Linked DNA regions of Homo sapiens: region 2 is linked to region 1. A link is an interaction called in ENCODE POLR2A ChIA-PET data of the cell type or tissue named here. Cell type or tissue: HepG2. All regions are shown on one strand. Links, peaks and the distances in the headings refer to the core of each region. The heading gives the core; the rest is flanking DNA.

Evidence for each region. ChIA-PET counts read pairs that join two places held together with the same protein. Peaks named below come from ENCODE experiments on the same cell type or tissue, not always from the same donor. Only the 100,000 strongest peaks of a DNase experiment are listed, where the experiment ranks them.
Region 2: POLR2A ChIA-PET joins it to region 1 with 6 read pairs; 3 of 35 experiments call an interaction of 5 or more read pairs at or near these places.

Annotation. Positions count from the first base shown.
Region 1 is chr4:52,046,575-52,055,735 of GRCh38, reverse strand. It overlaps SPATA18 (spermatogenesis associated 18), which reads right to left and starts at 4,432. Exons shown (of 13, transcript NM_145263.4): 1 at 3,945-4,432. The coding sequence starts at 4,031. LINC02480 (long intergenic non-protein coding RNA 2480) reads right to left here. Exons shown (of 3, transcript NR_147189.1): 3 at 8,817-9,057. RefSeq lists enhancers at 3,640-3,989, 3,782-4,281, 4,282-4,783 and a silencer at 4,160-4,459. In HepG2, for the core only: no CTCF peak of the experiment used is centred there; DNase peaks (open chromatin) are centred at 3,145 and 3,685; H3K4me3 peaks cover 2,167 bases.
Region 2 is chr4:51,876,027-51,885,187 of GRCh38, reverse strand. It overlaps DCUN1D4 (defective in cullin neddylation 1 domain containing 4), which reads right to left. Exons shown (of 11, transcript NM_001040402.3): 5 at 7,334-7,425. Among named protein-coding and RNA genes, the nearest start is that of DCUN1D4, 37 kb to the right of the region's middle. In HepG2, for the core only: no CTCF peak of the experiment used is centred there; DNase peaks (open chromatin) are centred at 4,367 and 4,687; H3K4me3 peaks cover 482 bases.

The DNA.
Region 1 (9,161 bases), core at 1,702-6,701:
CTTTGTGGGCTCCCACTCCTAGAAATTGATTTAATTGCTCTCGCGTGGGGCCTGGTCATTGGAAACATAAAAGCTTTTTAGACAATTCCTATATGCAATGAAGATTGATAACCACAGCATTAGTGGGTAACAAAACCAATTTAGTGAGTCTCAAACAGCAAATAATACTAAAAAGAAAATAGAGAAACACACCACAATGAGTAAAGGTAAGAATTATTAATGAAACTTGAGTTTTTAAGTATAAGGGTTTATGTGTGCTATATTGTGAAGTAAAATGCATTGAGTCCTGTAGGTAAGTTTTAAAAACAATGTTCTAGGGGACAATGCCTTGCCTGTGTTGAGAATCACTAGTATTGGCAATGAGAGCCATAAAAATGATGCTTCAAACAGCTGTATCAAAGTTGGATTGGAAGTGGGCATGAATGAAGGCAGGGAAATGAATAAGAAGTTTCCACGTTATAAGTGTAGAACTGAAATAAGTAAACTTCAAACACATTCTAATGGCTTTGTGCAGACAGGAAAGCAAGAGTTAATAGAAAAGAATAAAATATTCAGGAATACAACCACCAACATTATTAACATAAAGACATGTTCTTTTAAAGTCACTAACCCCTGTCACACAAATATGGGCTAAGAGCCTCCTTTGGCTACCATGATTGCTGCAAAAATACTGCTAGTTCTGTTACAGGCAAAATTTTCTGGACTGCATGAAGCTACTGTTAAAATAGAGATCTTAAGACTAATATAACAGACTCTTTACAGCAATAAGATAAAGACCTAAGGTCATGCCAGGCAAGGATTAAGTCACATACCCCTACACATAAAGAATCAACCATGTTCTAATTGTCAAAAGGTTTTTTCTTTTTATCTAGTAGCTAAGCAAGTACTGGCCTCGAGATAAACAATGTTAAAACAATTGCAACTCACTGACCACCAGACTCTGACTAACTGATCCCCTCCCGTTCCACAGTCCATAACTGCAACTTCAACTGGATAAGAGACTGATTTCAGTAACTTTCTCTTGATAAGAGATCACGGACCATAGGCTGGTTCTGGCCGGTCCACAGAGGCTGTACACTAAGTTCCTTCATGTCCCTGCCTCCACCTTTGATGTATAGGGCCTAATTGTAATACATTTAAATGTTAAGCTTCTACCCCAAAATGAATATAGGATGAACGTAACATGCATGTTTGCTTACTATGCTTGTGAGCGTTCCCCCTTCGTGAATATTACCTGTTGAATATGTATACATGTGGCCAACCCATTCATCATTAATTCCTGCCTTACCTTTCCTACCTCCAAGTGCCTGCCTCTGGTTTCAGCAGGGGCCTGCTTCCCAGCCTGCAGGTTGCTACCCTTTCTAAGAAATAAAGCTCTCCTAAGAAAGTGAGGATGTTACTATCTCACTCAAATATCAACAGGTGAAAAGTTTTTCAGGCAGAGAAAACAGTGAGTGCAAATGCCCTGAAGCAGAAGCATGTCCACATCTCTAGAACTGTGCTGTCTGAGACAGCAGCCATGAGCTGCATGTGGCTATCTGAATTTAAATTGGACTTAAGTCAAATTAAAAATTCTGTTCTTCAGTGTGTACTTGCCACATTTCAAGTGCCCAATAGTCACCTTATTGGACAATGCAGATATAGAACCTGTCCATCATCATAGAAAGTTCTATTGGACAGCATTGCTCTAGGACGAGCAAGAAAGCTGGTACTGCTGGAGTGGGCTGAGCAAGGGAGAGAGTAACAGATAAGGTTAAAGAGCTTAAAGGGGCACAATTGTGTAGGACTTTGAAGGTCACTGTAGGAGCTTTGGCTTCTTCTGACTGAAATAGGAAATTTGGAGTGTCTTGCAAAAAGAGTAACTTGATCTGACTTGACATTTAGAAGCATCTCTTTGGGTTGTTATTTTTGTAATAATCCAGGTGAAAGATGATCAAGGATGGAGAAGGGTGGTAGCAGTGGGGGTGGTGAAAAGTGTTTAGATTCCGTATGAACTTTGAAGTTAGAACCAACAGATTATGATGGTGAAAAGGGAGTGGAGTATATAATGATGAAGACGACTTAGAAAAATGAGACCTGTGGTTGGGGCATGGGAGAGGCTAAATTCCATTTTGGACAGATTTGACTTTGAGCATTCTGAGCATTTCAATAGCATTCACTATTGAAAGATGTCCAATGGGCAGTTGGAGAAGTGAGAGCTCAGATGGGAACACATCCTATAGAAATAAGATTCATCAGCATACTTGTAACAGATGAAGCAGGAGTGGAGGGGGAAGAATACAGGTGTCAACATTCCAATGTGATAATGATGCCTGCAAACTCAAGAGAAATGATGGAACCTGGGGAGTGGCCACAAGGTATGAAAAACACTGGTGGCTGTGAGTGCAGCCTCTACTGTAGAGAGATGAAGGGAAAACAGCTGGATGGAAATGGTTTTAATGAGAGCAGAGAATGGGATGTTATCAAGACAGGAAAATGTAATAAACTAAGGCACTTCTCATCACTTACAGGGAGTTTCTAAAATAATTGTTTATTAGTTCCAGACAAATCCTAGTGTTATTTGTAATAAACATTGTGACAAACAACATGTTTTTTTAAAATTCAGAGTTTAGTTAGGCCACTGGGCAAAAAAAAAGGGGTAAATACTGTATACATGTTAGAATTTCTTATTCTCAACCTCCTGAGACTAAGTAGTAGGTACTTTTAAAATTAGTTGGGGGGAACCCAAGTCTTTTATGATAAAGAGGTCATTTTAACTTTCCAGAATTCTTAATGGAGAAGGAATGGTCAGCGCTTGTTCTTTAAAAGGGAGCAAAGGACTGAACAGGAAGCACTAGAAAGGAAGGCTAAGGAGAAAGCTGTAGCTGCTCTTTGAGCTCCCCTCCACTTCAGGAGCACTGGTTAAAGGGTGAATGGGGAAGCCTAAGGACCTCATAACAGGCAGGATCTCAGAAACAAGCTAATCTAGGCTCAAAAACTTAAAATCTGAACAGGAAATTTACATATCATCTAGACCAATCTCTGCTATTTCACAGATGAGGTACTAAGACCAAGAGAAGTTAAATAATTTGACTCCGTCATTCAGCTAGTTCTATGCAGAGCCAAATGTAGAAACAAGGGGGGGCTAATTTCCGGTCCACAGTTCTTTTGCCTGGCCGCTCCACTTATTATGTAAGAGGGGAAATCCCTATTTAAGACGGACCGACCGAATGTAAAGCAAATTCAACACTCACCGTTCTATTTGGGGGAAGGGGGGAATTATGGGGAGGCAGGGTGCGAGTAGGGATTAATGAGATTTGAAAAGTGCTCATGGGTTTGGTGACAGAATACTGGCTTCTCACAAATGCCTGGAAAAAGGCCTGAATCCGCCCTGGTGTTGGAACTGTGCCTCAATTTCCAGGCCCACCAGCACGCAAGTGAAACCCGCAACGTTAACAAGTGTCCGTTTCGCTGATTTCTGGGTAAATAACTCCTGGGTGTGTGTTTATACAAATCCATTCTGATACAAACCCTGGGCAGGAGAGGGTTGTAGTAAAAAATAATTCGGGATTGGGGAAGCAGGCGGTGTGGATTGCGCTGGCAAGGGGGATGGGAAAGAGTGGCAGGCATGACCAGACCAGCCGCGGACAGCAGGGCTTCCCTATTGCTAGGTCGCCGGCGTCCTTAGTTACCACTGATTGGAAGCACTCTCCAGTCTCCGCAGCCTAGTGCTGCGCTCCGCAGGCCGCCTGCGCGCCGCCTCCCGAAGCTCTGAGACAAGGGCATGTACACACATGTCCTTCCTTCCCCAGCGATCCCGGTCGAAAGCTGAGATCCTGGTTAGGAATCGCAACCGCGGAGGCTTTGCAAAGTGGCCACCAACTCCAGCCCTAAGAAATCCCCGACAAGGGCTGTGCTGGAACCTATGGGAGGGCGAACCCCGGGGGTTTTTCACCCAGACTCACGTTGTACTCCTTCAGCCAGAAGTCTAGCTTTTCCTGCAACGTTCGTAAAGTTTCGTTTGAGACCAGTCTTTTCAGGTTTTCCGCCATCGCTCACTATTCCTCTCGGCCCCACGCTGCGCGATGGAGACTTGGGGGGACCAGGCGGTGGCCTCCGCAGGACCGTGGGGTGATATGGCGGGAAGGGTGTTCTCTTCTGGGGGGCTCAGAGCGCGGCAGGTGTTTCCATCCTCCCCCTCGGGTCGGACCTGGCCGGGTTCGGGAAGCCAGAGGGGAGGTGCCCTGGGCCGCAGCCGCCGCGCCTCATCCGCCGTCCCGCGCGGTCTCCTGGCTCCCCAGCAGCCGCCTGAGCCCGGCCATAGATACCCTGGCGATTATTAAACAAACCTTGACGTGGACGGGTTGGCTGCCAGGGACGCGCGCGGCCCGCGTCGTGGCAACGCCCGCGCCGCCCCGCCCTGGGTGACAGCCGCGCGCCCCAGGGGTGGACTGAGACGCGCAGCCGCGCGGGCTGGAGGGCAGCAGGGCGTCTACAGCATTCCTCCCCATTCGGGGTTCTGGGTGCCCACGCGTGTCCAGAAAAGCAGAAGTTAAGTCTCTATAGAAGTTTGGGGCTAGGCTCTCAGGAGATCACCTCTTTGGCCCCTTTATTCTTTCGCCTTTCATTCCTTTAATTCTTCATTTGTAGCGCCTTGGGTTTACCTGTATGAAACTTGTAACTAAAATTTCAGTACTTCTTACTTCTAGCTTTTACTTTGTTCCTTGACCCACTGGGTGGGTACCCAAGTTAATAGAGTTTAGCTCCAGGATGTTCACAAATTAAAGTTAATCCCTCAGGTTTGGATAAGATTTGGCAGTATGTATTTTAGTACTTTTTTTTTTAGAGTCATTGAGCACTCTAAAGCTTCATTTAATTCTGAATTCTCTAATTGGGACTTTCTTGACCTAGTTTGGCACTATTTCAAAAGTGTGTATTCTGCTACAGAAACAGGTTCAACTACTTAGGAAACCATTTCGACCATCTTTAAGCGCTTTCGAAGCAAGCTCTTTTATATACCATCAAAAAATGTGCTGATTATAAATCATTCCTATCCATTCATTAAAACAGCGGTGGGGAGCAGAGCCTCAGCTGGTTAGCTAGCTAGTTTAACTTAGTTTCATCTCTGTAGGTACTTGAAAATCTGTGAACACTGCATATATTCAAGTATTGTAAAATCAAGAATTTTCACCACCTCTCATTTTTTATTTCTCTTGATTACAGTGGCTTTACTATCTGCTAATGAAAATGAAAGGCTCAGTTTTGGAGCCTGTGTTCCTACTATTTTCTGTAGACCACAAAATAAGGACTATAGGGGTATAACATGTTATTTGATTGGAGTAGAATAATAATTTCTAATGTTAAAAATACCCACTCAACAAAACAGCTAAATATTCATTAAACAACTTCATATATATATATATATATATATATATATATATGTAAAATGAATTGAGAAAAACTTCAAATTTCTCAATTTGGACCTAATAATTACATATTTCTACAGGCATTTGGAATCTTTGAACAGTCCCATTTACTTATTCATAAAAACCCATATTGGAACATTTATGTCAGATAAATTAGAGGTAAAGGATTTTTCCTTGCTGTGAGCACCTTAATTAGCCTGTAATCCTTGGTTTCATCATCTGTAAAAGGAAAATAATTCTCTCATAGGATTATTATGAAACTTAGTAAGATAATTCATGTATTTAGTACAATGCTTGGCAAAATGCAGTAGCAATTGCTCTAGTAATTGCTGTTTATTAAATATAAACTAATACTGGCCTACATTTGCTATTATTAAGAATGTGGATTAGTATGTTTATATTTAATAAAGAAAACTAGTTGTAAACAATCTAAACCTCCAACAATAGGGTAATGGTTAAGCAAATAATGAAATGTTGCACACTAAAAATCTTGTTGTTGTAGAATATATACTATCTACAAATTTTCACTATAACGAAAAAGGCAGAACACTAAATTGTATACACTGTGTTAAATTACACAATGTGAACCCAAGGTATAATTGTGGGTTATTTTAATTGCTCTTTTATATTTTTCTGATTTTTTCAAGTTTCTATCATGAATATGAATTGTTTGTATGAAAACTTATTCAGAAAAAAGTTACCCCAAACAGTTACTAACATGGTTTGGCTGAGTCCTTGCCAAAATCTCATCTTGGATTCCACGTGTTGTGGGAGGGGTCCAGTGAGAGGTAATTGAACCATGGAGTCAGGTCTTTCCTGTACTATTCTCGTGATAGTGAGTAAGTCTCACAAGATCTGGTGGTTTTGAAAAAGGGAATTTTCCCTGCACAAGCTTGCTGCCGCCCATATAAGATGTTACTTGCTCCTCCTTGCCTCCCACCATGATTGTGAGGCCTCCCTCGCCATGTGGAACTGTAAGTCCATTCAACCTCTTTCTTTTGTAAATTGCCCCGTCTCAGCAGCTTGTAAACCAACTAATACAGTAAATTCTTATGGGGATTGCAGCGCCACTGAAAATATATCCAAAAATGTGGAGCACTTTAGGAACTGAGTAACTTTCTGGAACTGAGTAACAGGCAGAGGTTGGAACAGTTTGGAGGACTCTGAAGAAGACAGGAAAATGTAGGAACGTTTCGAACTCCCTAGAGTCTTGTCAAATGGCTTTGACCAAAATGCTGATAATGATATAGACTATGAAATCCAGGCTGAGGTGGATGGAAATGAGGAATTTGTTGGGAACTGGAGCAAAGGTGACTCTTTTTATGTTTTAGCAAAGAGACTGGCAGCATTTTGCCCCTGACCTAGAGATTTGTGGAACTTTGAACTTGAGAGAGATGATTTAGGTTATCTGGCAGAAGAAATTTCTAAGTAGCAAAGCATTCAAGAGGTGACTTGGGTGCTGTTAAAGGCATTCCATTTTGAAAGGGAAGCAGAGCATAAAAGTTCAGAAAATTTGCAGCCTGACAACGCAATATAAAAGAAAATCCCATTTTCAGAGGAGAAATTCAAGCGGGCTACAGAAATTTGCATAAGTAACAAGGAGCCAAATGTTAATCCCCAAGACAATGGTGAAAATATCTCCAGGGCATGTCTCCAGGGCAGCCTAGGGACTTGATGCCCTGCGTCCCAGCCACTCCAGCCATGGCTGAAAGGGGCCAATGTAGAGCTCTGGCCATGGCTTCAGAGAGTACAAGCCTCAAGCCTTGGGAGCTTTCATGTGGTATTGAGCCTGCAAGTACACAGAAGTCAAGAGTTGAGGTTTGGGAACCTCTGCCTAGATTTCAGAAGATGTATGGAAACACCTAGATGCCCAGGCAAAAGTTTGCTGCAGGGGTGGGGCCCTCATGGAGAACCTCTGCTAGGGCAGTGCAGAAGGTTAATGTGGGGTGTGAACCCCCACAAAGAGTCCCTACTGGGGTGCTGCCTAGTGGAGCTGTGAGAAGCCTCTGTCCTCCAGACCCTAGAATGGTATATCCACAGAAAGCTTGTACTGTGTGCCTGCAAAAGCCACAGACACTCAACACTGGCCTGTAAAGGCAGCCCAGAGGGAGGCTGTACCCTGCAAAGCCACAGGGGCAGAGCTGCCCAAGACCATGGGAACCCACCTCTTGCATCAGCATGACCTGGATGTGAGACATGGGCTCAAAGGAGATCATTTTGGAGCTTTAAGATTTGACTGGCCAGATGCGGTAACACACACCTGTAATCCCAGCACTTTGGGAGGCTGAGGTGGGTGGGTCACCTGAGGTCAGGAGTTTGAAACCAGCCTGGCCAACATGGCAAAACCCTGTCTCTACTTGAGCGTGGTGGCGGGTGCCTGTAATCCCAGCTACTCAGGAGGCTGAGGCAGGAGAATCACTTGAACCTGGGAGATGGAGGTTGCAGTGAGCTGAGATCACACCACTGCATTCCAGCCTGGGTGACAGAGCAAGACTCTGTCACCAAAAAAAATAAATAAATAAATAAATAAATAAATAAATAAATAAATAAATAAAATAAAAATAAAAAAATTTGACTATCCCACTGGATTTCAGACTTGCATGGGGCCTGTAGCCCCTTTGTTTTGGCCAATTTCTCCCATTTGGAATGGCTGTATTTACCCAATGCCTGTATCCCCATTGTATCTAGGAAGTAACTAACTTGCTTTTGATTTGATTTGATTTTTTTTTTTTATTATACTTTAAGTTCTAGGGTACATGTGCACAACGTGTAACTTGCTTTTGATTTTAAAGGCTCATAGGTGGAAGGGACTTGCCTTCTCTAGGATGAGACTTTGGACTTTGGACTGTGGACTTTTGAGTTAATGCTGAAATGAGTTAAGACTTTGGGGAACTGTTGGGAAGGCATGATTGCTTTTGAAATGTGAGAACATGAGATTTGGGAGGGGTCAGGGGGCAGAATGATATGGTTTGGCTGTGTTCCCACCCAAATCTCATCTTGAATTTCCACAGGTTGTGGGAGGGACCCAGTGGGAGGTAATTGAACCATGGAGGCAGGTCTTTCCTATGCTGTTCTCCTGATAGTGAATAAGTCTCCCAAGATCTGGTGTTTTTTAAAAAAGGAGAGTTTTCCTGCACAAGCTATCTCTGCCTGCTGCCATTCATGTAAGATGTGACTTGCTCCTCCTTGCCTTCTGCCAGGATTGTGAGGCATCCCCAGCCATGTGGAACTGTAAGTCAATTTAACCTCTTTCTTTTTTAAATTGCCTAGTCTTGGGTATGTCTTTATCAGCAGCATGAAAATGGACTAATACAGTTACCCCCAAATTTTACAACCCTCAGAAAGAAAAATATTGGCTAAAATACCAGTATTTAAGCAGCTCCCTCAAAACAGAACACACTTTGACTAAATGTCTGTATTGCTCATTTAATAATTAGACTTACAGTGTCTTAAGATAGAATAGATCTTCGAAATCACCTTAGCATATGCTACGTGATATTTATCTCTACATATGCCCCAGTGCCACAATTAGATTCAAGACCTTTAAGACCTGCAGTCATTTCATGTACATCTTGGCTTCCCTAGAATTCAAGGATGTGTTGTGTATAGCAGGAACTTGTGTTTATGATAAGAAGCGTTGGTCTTCCTCCTGCTGATCAAAATAAAGGAAATGTTTCACATGTTTATTCATTATTTACCCTCTCTACCCTAGTACTTCCAAAAAAGGATCTGAGATGGCTTATAGTAAGACACTTG
Region 2 (9,161 bases), core at 1,835-6,834, 170 kb after region 1:
ACTTCAAACGCAATCCCATGCTGGCTTAAAATCCTTCAATGGCTCCCTAGAGCCTAAATATAAAATCCAAAGTGTTTGGCTTATCACATAAGGTTCTCTATGATCTAGTGCCTTTCTTCCCTCTTCAGTCTTACATCTTTCCAACTGCAAAACAAGTTTCTCAGAAGTAAATGAATCAATAAATATTGCTGGATGAAAAAAAATTAAGGTCCAGAAACACCTACTTACCTGTGGCTTCACTCTGCACCACCACCGAACACACACCCAGCACAGTATTACTCTTTGTGTCTCTGCCTGTCTTCCTCTAGTCCCCTTCCTGTCCCCTCCTCTCCCTTCCCCCAACTCCCCTGGCTAACTTATTCAACCTTTAAGACTGAGAGCAAAGGAGTAGTCCTCACAATCTCCCCACCTGCAGAGGCTGGGTCAGGCAGTACTGTGACCCCTCGCAATGCTAGGAATGGTTCTCACACATTTAGCACACTGCATTCAAAGTCCCAGCTCATCTGTCTTTCCCTCTAAACTCAAGAGCAAGAGTTCCTTTATTCTTCTTACAAGCTCAGCATACTATCTGGCATAGAATAGCTGGTCCAATAAAAACTGAATGAAGGACTAAATGAATGGCTGAATACCAGAATATAGGAAACGCTCTACAATCCTCCTATACCCTCTAGATTTAGCAAGTCACCAAGTCCAGCAGAATTCACCTTCTTAGTATGTATCCATTTCATTCCCATAACATTTGTTAGACACATCCTGGAGCTATGCACTGCAGTAGTTGCCTAGGGTGCAAACAGTCCCTGCCCTCCATGAAGGGAGACAAAGTACAGGAGTAACCTCAATACAAAGTAACAACAAGACTTTCACTAACACAAAGTATAAGGTGGCTGTTCTTAACAAAGGAGGAACACTAAAGTCACCCGGAGCTCCTGCTGGGAAGTCTTACGTCATTTTTCTGCTTCAAATCCTTGGCTCCCCCTAAAGTTCAAACTCAGGCCCTTCCTCATAATCTGGCCAAAGCAAATACTTTTTTCTTGTTGCCATTATTTTCCTTTTAATCACAAATGTTCTACTTCATTACACAATATTTTACTTCATATATTCAAATCTGTTACTTTTTTCTGGGGTTTTGTCCCCTTCTATCCCCTTTTTATATAAATGTATAAACATAAATTTAAAAATATAAATTTATATATAAATATATATATTTATATATTCCTAGTTTTCTTATCTTGATTATCAGAAGAAAACCAAATACTATTTTAGTTTTGTACATTAATACATAAACATGATACAAAGTTTCATTTGAAAATAAAAAATAAAATGTTCCAAAAGTGAAGTTGTCCCCTCTAACTCCTCCCTACTCTGCAGAGACAACTATTTATTAAAGAGCTTCTTTAACAACACTTCTCAAAATAAGCCATCTATAGAATTGTATATGCATGGAATATATACATATTTATTTAGTGTTTCTAAGTTTGCCCAGGCAATTCTCTTTGGCCTTCCAAGTGTAAAATAATTTAATCATTTCATCTGCAATGATCATTTCTGTCTCCTCCTTTCCAATATTTACACTCCTCGTTTCTTTCTCTTGTCTAACAGCAGTGCCTAGTAGCTTCCAAAACAATGGCAAGTAAGAGTAGTGAGAGTGGACATTCTTATCTCATTCTTGACTCAAATACGACATTTAGCATTTTATCACACAATATATTGCCTGCTTTCTTTGGTTTGAGAGTGCATATATCCACATGTGCACATTCATGTATGTATTAGACACACTACACATCAATTCATTCACATGACAAAATATTTAAATAGAGAACATACAGAATAAAATAAACAGTAAAAAAAAAGAAACTTGCCTTCTCCCTTTCTTTACCAGATAAGACATGATAGTATCCTCCTGGACCTTTTTGCTGCATATGGGCAAATATATACTAAAATGCAGTTTTCAAATTTGTTCACCTACGCACATGGGTTTGTGAGGTACTTGTAATTCTACACCTTGCCTTTTTCACTGACTGTGTCTGGTAATCTTCCTGTGACAGTACCCATACATCTACTTCATTCTTCTTAGCTAATATTAATACATTTTATGTTATCCCATTGTAAGTGTACATATGTGTGTTGATATGAATCAAAGTTCTTTTCATCATTCTACTAAAGTATTTAGGCTGTGAGACTGAAGAATATTCTGATAAGGAAATATTCATCTATTCCTATTTTGTTAAGGGTGTTTTTTTTAAGCAACAGATACTTTTTGGTATCTACTGATATGGCTTATTGAGAAGCAGCTGCATAGAGCCGGGGGGGAAAGTTACTTTGTAATTCTTTTAAAATTCCTCTCTCTTTGGTTTCTATTCTTCCTAATTTAAAAAAGCTCTTTCTGTGCAACTTATTCTTTTATTTATTTATTTATTTTTTGAAATGGAGTCTGGCACTGTCGCCCAGGCTGGAGTGCAGTGGTGCAATCTCGGCTCACTGCAAGCTCTGCCTGCCGGGTTCATGACATCCTCCTGCCTCAGCTTCCAGAGTAGCTGGGACTACAGGTGCCCGCCACCACGCCCGACTAATTTTTTGTATTTTTTAGTACAGATGGGGTTTCACCTGTTAGCCAGGATGGTCTCGATCTCCTGACCTCGTGATCCGCCCGCCTCGGCCTCCCCAAGTGCTGAGATTATAGGCATGAGCCACTGTGCCCGGCCTGTGCAACTTATTCTTGAGCCTAGCAAGCCGCCTGCATTTGCCATGCCTCTGCACATGGCTTGGGTGTTCCCCGGCTTCCTCTCCCCGTCGTGCATCCTCCAACCTGGCTACTGCCTTCTCTTTCTGTCAATGTTCACCATAAAGGTAATGTTTCTCTACTTATTTGCCTGTTTGCCACATGGGAAAATGAACTCTGAGCACGGTGCTTCTGCTGACTGCACCCCAGACCTCAACGAAGGTCTACTGAGGTATCCTTTGCAGTGGTTATGTAAGTTATTAATGCTTTTTCTTTTTTCCCAATTTTATAGTGTTGCTGTACTACTTATAAATACATGTGTCTGTGTGTTTTAGAAGAGCAAGATTTTAATTTGCAATGGCATGACTGTCAAAGTAATATCTTATCCAAAATAGGTTAAAATATAGTTTGCCAATCAACATTATTGAAATGCTACCAATAACCCTGCCATCTAACACTTTTCTTAAGAGATGGGGTCTCACTATATTGCCCAGGCTGGTCACAAACTCCTTAGCTCAAACGATCCTCCTACCTCAGCCTCCCAAATTGTTGGAATTACAGGCGTGACCAACTGCACCCAGCCCTAACACTTTTCTTCTCATCTTTCCCATGCACACATTTAAATCTAGTTGTAATTGCATGATTTGTTGGGATTCTAGTTGTATTTTACACTAAATTTACCTGTAGAATTAAGGTAATTACCTCTGTCAAGCAAGCTAACAAATACACCACTGGCTAACACAAAGTGGGTTAGAAGTGAAGTTTGAGACAGAGAGGTTTTTTTTTTCTTGTTTTTTTTTTTTTTTTTAACTTGTATCTAAAATAATAAGCTATAAAATGCCCTAGGTGACAAGATACTGGAGGTACATCTGGTAAGGCTGATATACTGACAATAATCCAGAAAGAAGTGGTCCTTCCACTTTCCCTGCCATCTTAAGCAGGGGCCCCTAACTAAAGATATTTGACCTTTTCATAATGGCCCCATAATTATAGCATACCACATCACAGAGGCAAATGGGGCCCACATGGTCTCTTAGGTAGTTTTTAACATCTCTTCCTTCGCTATCAGACCAGTTTATTATTTGTTGCAACTGTCCATGACTGACTTTATTTTTGGTAAACCAAACAATTCTGCTATAGAACTTAATCCAAAATAGACTAAGGGCCTACAGTCAGGACTTGTAGAACTATTATGACCTATGTATGTGAGCTTTAGTATAACTGTAAAACCAATGTTGGCACCTGTGTATTTGGTTTAATTCCTTATTCTTAGATATATTTCAAAAAGTGGAAGTTATTAGATAAATTATGTAAACTGGTCATCTTCATTCTTTTTTTTTTGAGACGGAGTCTCACTCTGTTGCCCAGGCTGGAGTGCAGTGGCGCAATCTTGGCTCACTGCAACCTCTGCCTCCCGGGTTCAAGTGATTTTCCTGCCTCAGCTTCCCGAGTAGCTGGCACCTCAGGCGCATGCCACCACGCCTGGCTAATTTTTTGTATTTTTATTAGAGATGGGATTTCACCGTGTTAGCCAGGATAGTCTCGATCTCCTGATCTCATGATCCACCCGCCTTGACCTCCCAGTGTTAGGATTACAGGCGTGAGTCACCATGCCCAGCCTGGTTGTCTTCATTCTAATGAAACAAAATGGGATTCCAGGTTCAGATCAAGGTCTAAATAAACACTTCCCCTGAACCTCCCAGCCGATCCTTTCTAAAGTCACAGAGAGCTAAAGTACCAAAGTGTGAAAGGGAGTACACCTACAACCAGAGAACAGGAGGAAAAGCCCCCAGCGAAGAAGGGTTTATTCATTATATTTCTGGAGATCAGAAATTGAGCTGGTGGAGATTTTAGAAAGTGAGAAGCTGCATCCTAGAATGTGCAGAGGATGACTGGGGTTAACTGGCCAGACAGAAACTTGGAAGAGCTGGGCTCAGGCCTCAGGAGCCACGGAAAGCAGAGGGCAAGGTACAAAGTGGAACTGAGAATTCTGGGAAGAGCTGAAGGTCCATCCATGTGAAATAATCACACACCAGGCCCCCGCTGCCCCTCCACTCCACTCTACTCCAGATTAAAAGGCAGGGAGTCAGCATTTATCCTCAGCCCAAACCAGCCTGCTCTCTTCTACGGAAAATGAACATGGCTCAATTTCATTTACAAGCCCTCTTCGTGCTGGTATCTAGGGGGTCTGTGGCATCACAGCCTGTTCCCACAGACTCATCCTACAGCACAACCTGTTAGTCACACTGGTTCTTCTCACGATTCATTTTTCTTGACTAATACTGACCTACAGTTTCAGTTTATGTGGTTGAGATACACAAAATGAAAACACATGCCAATGGGGCTTTCAGTTATTCCCAATGCCAGTTATTTTCCCTATGGACAAGCTATAGCAAAAGGGGGAAAAAGAAGGGGGTGGCTAAAAATAGGAATAGTCACCTCCACACAAATTTCTTGAAGGGTTCAGTTAAAACGAAGGACTTAGCAGGGATTTCAAGGAACCTAAATAATGTAGCTTAATCTTTATGTCCAAAATGTCACCCTTCTAAAGTCAGAGAAAGGCAAACAAGAAGAAAAGTCACACCTTGCTATTTTCTTGGCTTATATTATGAAAAAATCTGTATTTGCTTATAAAGGAAGGTACCAAAAAATCAGAATAGCTATGCTATGGTGATGGGATTAAGTGTACTTTTTCTTTAAAATTTCCTTCTTATAAAACATTTTCATAACAATAAATGTGAATCAATATAGGAAAGCAAGAGATCTTCATAATCAATGTGATAAGAATATGAGAACGCTCTTCATTCATTCAGAACCTATTTACAGAATATCTGGTACAGTGTCAATTATTTTTGTTTTCTGGAGACGGAGTCTTGCTCTGTCGCCCAGGCTGGAGTGCAGTGGCACAATCTCGGCTCACTGCAACCTCCGCCTCCCAGGTTCGAGTGATTCTCCTGCCTCAGCCTCCTGAGTAGCAGGGATTACAGGTGCATGTCACCACAACTGGCTAGTTTTTTGTATTCTAGTAGAGACGGGGTTTCACCGTGTTGCCCAGGCTGGTCTGGAACTCCTGAACTCAGGCAATCCTCCTGCCCTGGCCTCCCAAAGTGCTGGGATTTCAGACGTGAGCCACCGCGCCCAGCCGTCAATCACTTTTACTAGAAATTCTAAAGGTTTCCAAGAGATTCAGGTTCAATGAATCAAACGAACTCATGTTTAATTTGTCTGTAAACATGAAAACAGACAAATGCTAACAGCATCCATGTGTTTGCACTAGTGTCCATGCCCCGCAAACAAAATCCAGATCAAACTCATTAAAGAAATGACAGAGAATCCATTAGAAAGATGTTGGGGTAGCTCATAAAAGTCCAAAGAAGAACTACAGGAATCAGAACTATAACCTCTCGAGTCCTCCACCAGAAGAGAAAGACATGATCCTCCCAGCTTCAATCTGAAAACCCCTGTGAAGATTTGTCTGACTGGCCTGGCCTGGGTTATGTGCCAGCCACCTAGACCAATCTCTGTGGCCAACAGGGGCAAGGCTCTTATCACAAAAAGGGTTGCATGGGAATAGGAGAAAAATAGCCAGATCAGGCTACAGGGGGAATTCCTCATTTTGATACCAATAAAAGGGAACCAAAACAAGTTACAACAAGTTATAAACACTATCCTGTGGAAGTACAGAAAAGGCTACTAAGGTAATTAAGGGTTTAAAAGATGTAAGAGCATGTCAGATGGAAAAACGGAGAAAATCATTTCAGGCAAAGGCACGGGGAGTTCACTCTCTTTTATCCTGCAGATAGCAGGGATTCTTTTGGCCAGGAGATAGGGTTGGGATTAGAGGGGAGTGGTTGAGGTTGTTCAGGAATGTATGTATGATCTGCTCAGCTTAGTTTTAAAAAAATTAGACAACAGTGGCACATGGCAGGTTGTCTGGAGAGGAGATGACAGGAAAATTGGTTTAAAGGTTGCTAGAATAGCCAGTTGGTAAGTTATAAAAGAGCCTGAAATAAGGTGAGAAAGAAGAAAGATAAAAGAGCCTTCAGCTTGAGCTTGTTTGAAAATTTTTTCTTTTTCTTTTTTACACCATACAAAGCCACAATAACAAATAAGCCCCAGGTCGCAACATTATATTACCCAACCAATTATAGTAAATTGCAAAAAGAAAGACTAAATTTAAAACATTTTAAGTGACAAAACAAACATTTTCTGCCAAATGATCTTTCCAAATAGAAACACTTAATATAAAGAAATTTCACTGCACTAAGTAAGGGTTCAAAGCAGCAAAGCTTATTTTAACACAGGTGCTTTGACCAAATAATCACCCATTATCAGCATTCCAAATAGGTTTCCCAGCAATCCAAAGTATTTCTCCCAAGTCATTTCATCTTTTCAGTTCCCTTCTAGTGTTCTGAATTATTTGGCTTAGCTGCTGGCTATAAAATAGGCTATCTGGTGATTTGTTACAGCTATGTCCCTCTCTCCCTCTAACAGGGACACACACACACACACACCCAAATTTGAAATGTACACATTTTTAAATTCTTTAATCATCTCTAAGGTACTCCTTATTGTCATAAGGATCAGTCTTAGATGATACAAATGAATACCTACCTGCATATTCATAGAACCATTCCAAGCACCTTTTACTTGAAAAGGCTTCTTCTTCAGTCTTTATTCTAGTCGAATCATATTTTCTATACATGCTGGAAATTGAAAAGGCAGTTTTAAGTTATTTAAAGATACTGAGTTCTTTAAAGTAGCAGATAATTTATATTCTTTTACCCAAACCAGACATCTATTCAATCAGTATTTTAAGTATATTTTAAACGTTTTATTTCCTGCATTTGCAGGCTTCAGCTTTTAACTACAGTGTTTAAACACAGTCACTCCTAATATAGAACTGGTAAGCACTTAATACAAGTTTTTCTCTGATTAACAAATAATCAGTAAGAACTGAACAGAACAGGTATTTGATATACTCCCTTCTACCTCACCAGCCAGAACTACAAAATAATGGTGAGATATGGCAAGAAATGTCTTGCCTACATTTATTAATGTAGCCTACAACTCATGTCTGTCTTCTGTGTCTTACAAGTTAGACTGGGCACGGAACACAGTCTAAGGAAGAATCTCTCAATATTAGACAACTCAAGAGAACACTAAGCAAATAAAAAGAAACATCAAATCATGTCCAAGCTTCCGGGAAAAAAATAAACTTTGATGTAAGGCTGACAAAGACAATGTCGCTTGGGTGGTTTCTTGATTAGTATAACCTTAGAAACCTCAGGAGACAGAAGTATAGAGAAACTAGCTTCTGCCTTTTTCTTCTAATTCTAGCCTTGTGGACAGCCCAGCATAAACTAGAGAACTGAATCAGGAAGCACAGCAGCCTCCTGTTGCAACTGTGACCTTCCACAAAAATGACATACTTCATAATAACCAGGGGCTGAGGAAGGTGATACTCCTCACATGGAGAGGGAAGAGGAGGCAATAGCTTTAAAATGATGATATGGATATAAAAATTATAAGTATATACATTTTTATATCCCTTACTTATATATAAATTACCTAGTGGTGTATATAAGCATTTATAAATACAGTTTTTATTTTCATAGTATGTAAGAATATGAAAATAATATTCGGTAATTCCCCAGTATATGCAGGGGACTGTTTCCAGGACCCCCACCTATACCCAAATCTACACATACTCAAGTCCCCCAGTCAGCCCTGGAAGACCCATGTATACCAAAAGTCAGTGCTCCATACAGGTGGGGTTTCACATCCCTCAATAGTATATTTTCCATCTCTGTTCGGCTGAAAAAAATCCACAGAAGTAGACTTGTGCAGTTTAAACTTGTATTGTTCAACAGTCAACTGTATAATCCTTTTTTTTTTGTATTATACTTAAGTTTTAGGGTACATGTGCACAACGTGCAGGTTTGTTACATATGTATACGTGTGCCATGTTGGTGTGCTGCACTCATTAACTCGTCATTTAACATTAGGTATATCTCCTAATCCTATCCCTCCCTCCTACCCCCACCCCACAACAGGCCCCCCGGTGTGTGATGTTCCCCTTCCTGTGTCCATGTGTTCTCATTGTTCAATTCCCACCTATGAGTGAGAACATGCGGTGTTTGGTTTTTTGTCCTTGCGATAGTTTGCTGAGAATGATGGTTTCCAGCTTCATCCATGTCCCTACAAAGGACATGAACTCATCATTTTTTATGGCTGCGTAGTATTCCATGGTGTATATGTGCCACATTTTCTTGATCCAGTCTATCATTGTTGGACATTTGGTATAATTCTTTTTTATTGAACATTGATTCATGACCTAGACACTCACCCGATTATCAGTATATGCCTCTGATTAGTTTCTGGGTTTTAACACCAAAAAAAGTACATGGTTATAATAAGGTGTTAGGTTACTGAAACTGCA